Regions from separate parts of the Homo sapiens genome. Here region 2 is linked to region 1. Evidence: chromatin contacts called from ENCODE Hi-C or POLR2A ChIA-PET data. All regions are on one chromosome and are shown on one strand. Each heading gives the region's core, a stretch centred on a gene start or an enhancer-like site at or near the end of the contact. The rest is flanking DNA. Distances are from core to core; before and after follow the strand shown.

Region 1 (4,780 bases), core at 772-3,271:
CGCACCCTGTAAAATATTAATGACTTTTCTGCCTTAGAGCTTTCACATTTGCAATTAATTTGCTAAAAACCACTCTTCCCTTGTCTCCTCCATGGCTGGATTATTCTCTCCTTGAAGGTCTCTGATTAAAAGTCACCACCTCAGCGAAGCCTTCCCTAACAAAATCCAAGTAACTGGTATCCTTTTCAAGTTATCCTCTTTCATTGCATGCTATATTTTATATTATTCTATATTATTTCCTTGTGCTAAAATCTCGTGTTTTAATAGTATCCTTATTTGTTGATTCACTTGTCATTTCTCTGCTGTCCCCCTAACCTGTCATCTCCATTAAAATGACAAGGTCCTGTTTTGTTCATTATAGTATAATAACCAGTGCTAATTACAATGCCAAGCATATTAAAAATTATTAATAAATACTTATAAAATGAATGAATTGAACTTCTGTGAATTTGGTTTTATCACCTATCAGATGGAAATACTTTCCTTATCAATTGCTATGAGAATTAAATGTAATAACTTCCAGGTCTAGTCCTTTTGTCTCATGAACATCCATTTAAATATTTAAGAACACCCTCCATGCCCTCCTTTCATCCCCACTTACAAAGTTTTATCTTCTGAAATCTAAGTGCTGTTTTCCCTGAGTGGTGAGACTATGCATTTTGAACTATCAATTACCAATAACAGAATTTATAATTCTTATATGACCTAACTACTGACTGGAATCCAGAATAATAATCTAAATGATAGCATGGTTTCCTTTAAAGATCACTAGTATACATTTTTGTTGTTGTTGTTTGTCTGTTTTTTTTAAAAAAAGCTCTTAAATTAAGCCTGACTTTGAATGGTTGATTACTTGATTCTGCATCTGGTCTGAAGAAGTTTTTCCTTTCTCTAAAATAAAGTTTCTATATATCTTTCTCCCTCCATCGCCTCAAAGGCCATGCTTTACTCACAGCCCTTGCCAGAGCAAAACCTTTTAGGATTCTTCTAAACTCTAGAATACCTAAGGACTACCTGAAGTACCGGTTAATTTGCAAAAACACAGGACACTTGTAGAGAATGTGATTCTTTGTCTTTTTGTGTGGTTCAGGAATATACTTTCGTTTTGTTTCTCTCTTTCTTTCTCTCTCTTTCTTTCCTCTCACTTTTCTTTCTTTCTCTCTTTTGTTTCTTGTTGGATTGGGTAATCTATGAAGCAAGGTATGAGGGAACAAAAATAGTAAGATAAGTTTAAAACATATGGAATAGAGAGTGAAGAAGTTGTTTAGTGCAGAGAAGACAGAACAGCCAAGTTGTGGTAAGGACAGGAGAAACTAGATGCAAAACTCATGAATCAGTGCTGATGGGGAACCTAGGGCAGCTTTGGATCTACAAGCACCTTCAGGTAGCCGCTCTTCCTGACATGCGGCAGTTTAGTTTCCTGGAAATCCATTTATACACATCCTTACAGGAACTGCCCTCCCTCTACCCTTGACTCGCACTAGCTTCAGTGAGTAATTTTTCTTCCCATACTCCTACAAAAAAAATGTCTAAGCAAAACAGTTTCTCTTCTTCAAAAAGAGATACAACTGCACTAGCAGGAAATCAGTTTTCGGCATCACAAGTTCATCTAGGCATCACAAGTTCATTTCAGTATACGCACGTTTTTAGAATGCACATTTTCTGATTCTGTCTCCCCAGTGGGTCCCCACAAATTTCTCCCAAGACTGCTACTGAAATGACTTATATAGCAGGTCCTCCAACAACATCCTTTCATTCCACAACATGTTGTTATAATGTTGATGAGAAAAACAACAGATTCCCATCCAGGACCACTGTGTGGGAGTTAGCACATCCTCCCCAAGTCTGCATGGGTTTTCTCTGGATACTCTGGTTCCCCCCACATCCCAAACACGTACTGCATGTTATGTAAATTGGCATGTCCAAATGGTCCCAGTCTGAGTAACTGTGTGTGTGTGCGTGTGCGTGTGTGTGCGCGTGTGTGAATGCCCCCTGCTCTGGGATGACGTCCTGTCTGGTGTCAGTGTCTGCCTTGCATCCTGAGCTGCATAGGCTCTGGCCACCCATACCCTTGAACTGAAATCATTGAGTGAATAATTATCTCACTTGTTTTTGTTACTGTTTCTTAAATGTATGCATAACTCACATTTATTTCAATGTTTAATATTAGAAATGTTTTGGTCTTTATTAAAAGTTTGGTGATGTTTTTGTGACTAGAAATATGCCATAGGAACTTAAGTCTTGTTTCTATCATTTAGCCTGTGGTAAAATTGGTTCTGTTACATGCCGTTTTGCTTAAACTCGCAGTTTCCAAGAACCTATTGATGACATTAAGACTTACTGTATGAGTTCTTCTCCCTTCCAAATACGCATGCCCATGTGTCCAAACAGATTCAGATAACCTGAAATCTTCCTCAAAGCTGTCCTAACTGCTACAATTCCTGTTTGTCCCTCCATTTACCTCTCTAAACTCGTCCTTCCTTGAACATTTGTACAATTCATGAAAATATACTTCGATAAAACGAAAAAGGACCTTAGATTTAGTAATTACAAAAATGAACATCTGTTACAAACTTAGTCTGCCGCATTGGTGTGCTAGAGCTTTATTGGCTCACGCTGATGGTTAAATTGTTAGTAGCTTGAAATTTGCTATGGTGGGAACATTTACTTCACGGAAGTTGGCGACAGCTACAAATAAACACTCCGCCCCTCTCCTCCCAGGCCAGTGTTCCAGCGTATCATTCGTTTTAGGTACTTTTCTTTTTCTTTCTTTCTTTCTTTCTTTTTTTTTTTTTTTTGAGACAGTCTCGCTCTGTCCCCCAGGCTGGAGTGCAGTGGCGCGATCTCTGCTCACTGCAAGCTCCGCTTTCCGGGTTCACGCCATTCTCCTGCCTCAGCCTCCCGAGTAGCTGGGACTACAGGCGCCCACCATCACGCCCGGCTAATTTTTTATATTTTTAGTAGAGAGGGGGTTTCACGCTGTTAACCAGGATGGTCTCGATCTTCTGACCTCGTGATCCGCCCGCCTCGGCCTCCCAAAGTGCTGGGATTACAGGCGTGAGCCACCGCGCCCGGCCATTAGGCACTTTTCTAAGCACTTGTATGTATTCCCGTTTAAATCTTCACAACATTCTTATGAGATACAGTTACAATTATTATCCCCATCTTACTCAGTGAGGAAAAGGAGGCACAGGGAAGTTAAATGGCTTGTCCAAAGGTACTCAGCTAGTTTGTAAAGGACAGGATTTGATCAAAATCGCTAAGTAATTGTTCATTGTTGCAAATAAAAATGACTGACTAGAAAACAACCAATTTTATATGTCATTTGCAATCATCCTTGCTAAAATTAACAGTTGAAAACTTTAAACTCTTGAAGGAGAAATATTGTAGAAATAAATATCACATTCAGTTTCTTATTTCATGTGGCCTTGGTTAAGATGAAAAGAATTTCAGTTAGATAAGGAGTAATAACTTCAAGAGATCTATTGTACAACATGGTGACTACGGTTAATAACAATGTATTGTATACTTGAATATTACTGACAGAGTAGATTTTATGTGTTCATACCACAAAAAAATAAGTATGTGAGGCAATGCACATGTTAAGTAGCTTGATTTAGCCATTCCACAATGTATACATATATAGAAATATCATGTTGTACACCATAAATACATAAAATTTCTGTTTTCAATTAAAAAAATAAAAACAAAAATTCATAATAAGTAATATTTTTAAAAAAGATTAAAAGACAATTGTGTACATAATCCCAAAGGTATTTAACATGAACTCTTTAAAGGACTTTCAAAACACAAGGCTAGCATTTCTCTTTATTGTATAAAAAAGGGAGAAGGTTGGAGTATTTATAAACTAGTGTCCACGGAGACTCAGAACTAGCAGCATTGGTCAGTCATCATGAAATTCTATCTAGTTTGAATACTGAGAGGGGCAAGAGGCTCTCTTTTAATAGCCTCTCATTGATAAATTTCCATAATTGTGCCTCATGAAATGCGGAACTTAACATTGAAGTTGTGATTTTTGCAAAACATGTCTTGCATGTTTGTAGTACAAAATCTCATTTGTTCTTTATTTACTAGAAGAAATTGTATTTTTTTACAATATGGTTATTTTTAGAGATTAAAATTATTCAAATTAAATTGTACTGAACATACTTTTATTTCTTAATTTTTTTCTGATATTTCTAACATTTTTTTCTACTTAATATACTTCATCAAATATATATATTTTTAGCTCTGTCTTTAAAAAAATTGTTAGTGGAAGAACTGCTCTACTGCATCTGGGCTGCTGAAATCAATTAGGGCCTATAAATGGGAATTTTGAAGAATTCTGAAAATGATATGAAAAGCATTGAGGCTCCTAAAATCTATAATGACCTCATAACATGACTCTGCAAGTATTAGGGACTGAGAAATTCCCGGTTTAATACGTTATGATAAGCGGGGAAAGACCAATTTGGTTATGCCTACTATCACCACACATAGTGATAAATATAATTTTCCCACTTTGAACTTTCACAGTTCCCTGTGAACTTGTGTTTACGGGATGCTTATGACGAAGACAAAGGAAGTCAGAATTGCTTCCTCTATGAAAAGGTAGGAATAGGGAGAAGCAGGAAATATGCAAGAACTGAGATTCTAAGAAAAAAAAAGTTTTTGTAATATTATAGTTAGTGATAGAAAACAAGGGAAAGCAGAAGTGATGCTTTTGCATTACAGATTTGAGAGACAAAATATAATCCTGGAAAATAAAGCCTTGCCTGGT
Region 2 (4,780 bases), core at 1,102-3,601, 160 kb before region 1:
TGTAAAATAAAATAAAAAACTAAAGTTCAGATCTTGAAATTGTAAAACAGAGAACATAAAGCAAACACACTTAATATGTTACAAAGAAAATGAGAAATGCAAAAATAATAATAATAATAATACTTATTAAAGCACAGTGAAGAAGACTTTATTCAGGACCATTGCAATAGGTATAGGTAACACCACAATGAGATTTTGCAGCCTGGGAGAAAGATTGGACTTAATTCCAAACACAGCATGGGCAAGTGGGAATTTATAGCCAAGGAGCAGGGTGGGGGTCAATGGATGGAAAATTACTAAAAGGAAACATCAGGGGTGAGGAAGATTTCAGCTAAACCAACTTCACAGGATTCTTGCTAAAAACAGAACAAGGTGATTTATTACCTGTGGGATAGTGGAGGATGAGGAACTTGATCAGATGTCACGGTTGATCAGCTACTGGGGGAGAGGGGTTCTTACTAAATGAGTTTTTGGATAAAGCAGATTTTACAAGGAGGTGCACAGATGGGCCTAGGAGAAGGTTAGGGAGCCTGACTGAAGTTTGGTCAAGTTAGAATCTGTGTCAATATCTGTACAAAATTCCTCTTCTTACAAGGACATAAATCATATTCGATAAGGGCCTACATTACTGACTTCATTTTAACTTAGTTACCTCTTTAAAGACCCTATTTATAAACATAGTCACATTATTAGGTATTGGGTATTAGAAGTTCAGCATGAAATTTGGTGTAACACACTTCAGTCTATAATGATCACATAAAAAATCTTGGAGATCAATCCATACAAACACATAAAGGCTGCTTCATTTTATTTCATTATTGGACTATATTTCCTTCTCCTTCTGTCTTACTCCCCCCTACACAACCTCAAATAATAATTAGTGCTTTTGTAAAGGATTATGAGTTCATTGTAAAAATTGCAAACAAGTACAAAGAAGAAAATAAAAAATCAGGTTCATTATTATCTCTTGGAGCTAATATTTTTGACATTTTGATGAATATTCTTTTAATGAGCCCTTTGTGTCTAAATACATATATAGATGTATATGTTCATGAATATATGTAAATGAGTATATGGATATGTATGCATTAACCAAAACTGGGATTGTACCATTTATGTATTCCTGTAATCCTCGTCACTAAACAATATGAGGGGACCGTCTTCTTTAAGAAATATATTAATAGATCTATATTATGATTAACAATGCTTACCTAGTATTTAGTTGTATGGATGTTCAATTAATCATCTAACAGGTCATTTAATTTGCTTATATTTTTTCTGTTATAATCAAGACTTATGTCTTGATTACATCTTTGCACACTTGTGTGATAATTCCCATGGAGTAAATTCTTGGAAGTAAGAATACAAAGTTGGCAGCCACTTTACTATTTTAATATATACAATAATTTTAAGCTATCTTCTAAATAGTTTATACTAATTTATACACTCACCACAAAAATTAAAAAAACATGAGTTCTTATATATCTACACTGTCACTAATAATATTAGAATGTATTATTTAGCATTTTTAAAAATAAAATTAGTTTTTATTTGCACTTACAAGTGAAAGCATCTTTTCTCCCAACATTTTATTTACAACATACAACAAAGTTTGAATTCATTTTACAGCAAACACTAATGCACACCATCTTGATTCTACCATTAACATTTTACTATAGTAACAATATAACTATCCTTCTATCTGTACCTTTACCCATCCATTTAATTCATCTTTTAAAATGCATTTTAAAGGAATTTACAGGAATCCATACACTTTACCCAAATTGCAGTTGACCATTGAAAACACAGGTTTGAAATGTTTGAAATGTGCAGGTTGACTTATATGTGGATTTTTTTCAATACATATATTGGAATTTTTTTTGGAGATTTGTGACGATTTGAAAAAACTCAGATGAACCACTTAGCCTAGAGATAACAAAAAAATTAAGAAAAAGTTATGTCATGAGCATATAACATATAACAAAATATAAAAAGTTATTTATCAAAACTGACACAAGCAAACACACACCATACATGGTGCAATTTGAAGTTCAGAAAAATATAAACAAATGTAAAGGCAGTATTAAACTACACAAAATTAACTGTAGTACATACTTGACTCAGCTGAGTGACCAGAGGCCTTGTGGGTGTATCTGGGCAAGGGGTTAGGGGGGTTGAACCCCTGTGCAGCAGCCCTACAGGGAAACACCCAACAAAAATTATTTTTTAAAAAGGCTCATCCAGGAAATGCATATAAGGGCTGGTCACCTGGCGTTTTGAGTCCTCTCACAGGTCATAGACCTCTGGAGAGAGAAACTGAAACACTTAAGAGGGTGAAAATGACTCAATGGTAACACACTGTGGAGTCTTGAGTGCAAGCAGCACACATCACCACACAAAAACGCTAGGCCACAGCTCAGTTATTTTAAGAAAAAAAATGAGAAAATAATAATCTAAGAATGAGGAGAAAACAAGGAGAATGATCCCCTTTCAAGCACTCCATAGGTTTTATGGCACCTCCACTTGCCAGAGTTTATGTGAAATGGAAGTAATATGGTATTTGTGCATATATATGTTAATGAAAAAGAGCACTAAGGTCAACCTGCAAACTATAGAGTTCCTAAGTTCTCTTTTTTCCCTATTTTCCTTTCTGCCAGCTTTAAATCTGCTGTTATTTTTCTATTAAGATACAAAGCACTGTTTGGACTCAGCAAGCTGTTTGTTTGCAAGCAGGTGAATTTGTGTTTGCCTCATGGCTTAAGTTCTGAAGTAAAAGCTATAAGATTTTGTGTGTGTGTGTGTTTGTGTGTGTGCATATTTAAAAGGCCTTTATAATTTATGTAATTTTATGTTGAATTGGCAATTAAATCCATTTTAACTTCCTTCTAGCACAGGAGACTTTTTCTTTCAGTACCTTATAATGTAAATTTTGCTGTTTGATTTTCACCTGTTTCCTTTAATATGCAAATTTAAGGCTAGTTAGCTGACAACTGCCTAGGGTAGTAAAACAGGTTATCAAGAAATTGAGGCTGGGCACAGTGGCTTACTCCCGTAATCCCAGCACTTTGGGAGTCTGAGGCAAGTGGATCACTTGAGGTCAGGAGTTCAAGACCAGCCTGGCCAACATGGTGAAACCTCATCTCTACTAAAAATACAAAAAAATTAGCCAGGTGTGGTGGCACATGCTTGTAATCCCAGCTACTCAGGAGGCTGAGGTACAAGAATTGTTTGAACTTGGGAAGCAGAGGTTGCAGTGAGCTGAGATCACGCCACTACACTCCAGCCTGGACAACACAGTGAAACTCCGTCTCAAAGAAACAAAAAAAAATTTGAAAGTCTTAAGATAGGGAAAAAAGATCTTTAAGAATCTGTAAAGTGTACTTCTGTCAGCATACCTAATACATCTATGTATTTATGCATTGTGTACATGATGTTTCACTACTGAAAATATGAACTCTAATTAATTGGCTTATGAAAATAAAAGTGCTTGAATCAAATATGTTATCAGGAAAAAGGACTAGTCAAATGCTTTTTCAAGTTTACATAACTTAAGTAAAATCTTTAATAAATAAGCTAGCTTTAAAATTATTGCTAAATTAATATTAGAAATGTCTTACAAATTGCCAGCATACATTTTTGTTTGTGTTTATTATTCAAGCAATTTCCTACTTATCCCTGCCAAATTCTATAAGGTGTCAAAATTTGGCACAGGGGTTACAAAACTATAAACCCAACCTAATACAGAATTATCTTTGCTTATGTAATTTTTAATAAATAAGACATTGATATTGGTTTAATGAAAATAGCTACATCTTGAATTTAGTATGATTACCATAACTTCTTGTCTTGTGGCTTTAGGAGGTCTAGTCCACAGGCAGTAAGGTATGTTTTGGAAAAGGACTGTTACCATCTTTGTTTCAAAGCTAAACTATAAACTAAGTTCCTCCCAAAGTTAGTTTGGCCTATGCACAGGAATAAACAAGGACAGGTTGGAGGTTAGAAGCAAGGTGGAGTCAGTTAGGTCAGATCTTTTTTACTGCCCCAGTTATAATTTTGCAATGGCAGTTCCATAACTTTAAATAATGACTATTGCAATTTCCATAAACAATCTAGGTAAATGATTAAAATAAAATAATTGGGCAAATGTAATGGGATAAATACTTGTAGACAAACTCATTATAATTTAGAATCTAAAGTTATATTAAATAATAGATATTCCATTATTTGGGTATTTTCCAATAATATATTGTAGGAAAGCATTCTTTGTAAAATCAAAAGTGTGTCATTTTTTAAAAGGTGAAAAATTTTTGTCTAATTCAAAGCTTATTTAAAGGTTATGTATAAAACAAGGCAAAAGGAACCAGGAAATAGATATGAAGAAAGTTTTAAAAATAAAGAGGTTTTTTTTTTCCTGTAAGAAAGCTTAAAGAGACATAATTTTATATGAGAAAGAATCATTTATGGTAAGTTTAGTCCTAGAATAAAATGACAGGTTGTTTAAAGAAAAGGGATGTTCAGCACAAACCAGAAAGTCCAAACATGTCATGAACAGTCTGTGTAAGTCACAATAAGAGAATTTATATATTACAAAAAACTTTTATATGTTAAAGTTGTCTATAATTAAAGGGAAATTGTAATGGTCTTTCTAGAGATTAGGCTTGATGTAAGAAAAAAACACTTACACACTAAATATTTGGTTAGAACAATGAAATTTTCTTAAGGGATTGTTTTACTCTTTCTTTTTTTTTTTTTAAGGAGTCTCACTCTGTCACCCAGGCTG

Evidence for each region. Hi-C counts contacts between places; a loop is a spot of excess contacts on that map. ChIA-PET counts read pairs that join two places held with the same protein, here RNA polymerase II (POLR2A). Pooled maps may share reads with other maps.
Region 2: a pooled map shows a loop between it and region 1 (1.9-fold over the local background). The contact joins two enhancer-like sites. A Hi-C loop is called at or near these places in 2 of 37 single-sample maps with no recorded cell type and 9 of 50 pooled maps. POLR2A ChIA-PET finds 5 or more read pairs at or near these places in 1 of 52 experiments (activated naive CD4-positive, alpha-beta T cell).

The regions. Positions count from the first base shown.
Region 1 is chr3:112,355,277-112,360,056 of GRCh38, reverse strand. The region is part of intron 5 of CD200 (CD200 molecule); the gene reads right to left. Among named protein-coding and RNA genes, the nearest start is that of CD200, 25 kb to the right of the region's middle. RefSeq lists enhancers at 1,226-1,295, 4,669-4,780. Within about 2 kb of position 2,021, at least 5 of the 41 ENCODE cell types and tissues checked have a DNase peak (open chromatin) inside an H3K27ac peak, as active enhancers do.
Region 2 is chr3:112,512,287-112,517,066 of GRCh38, reverse strand. No RefSeq gene overlaps it. Among named protein-coding and RNA genes, the nearest start is that of BTLA, 15 kb to the right of the region's middle. Within about 2 kb of position 2,351, at least 3 of the 41 ENCODE cell types and tissues checked have a DNase peak (open chromatin) inside an H3K27ac peak, as active enhancers do.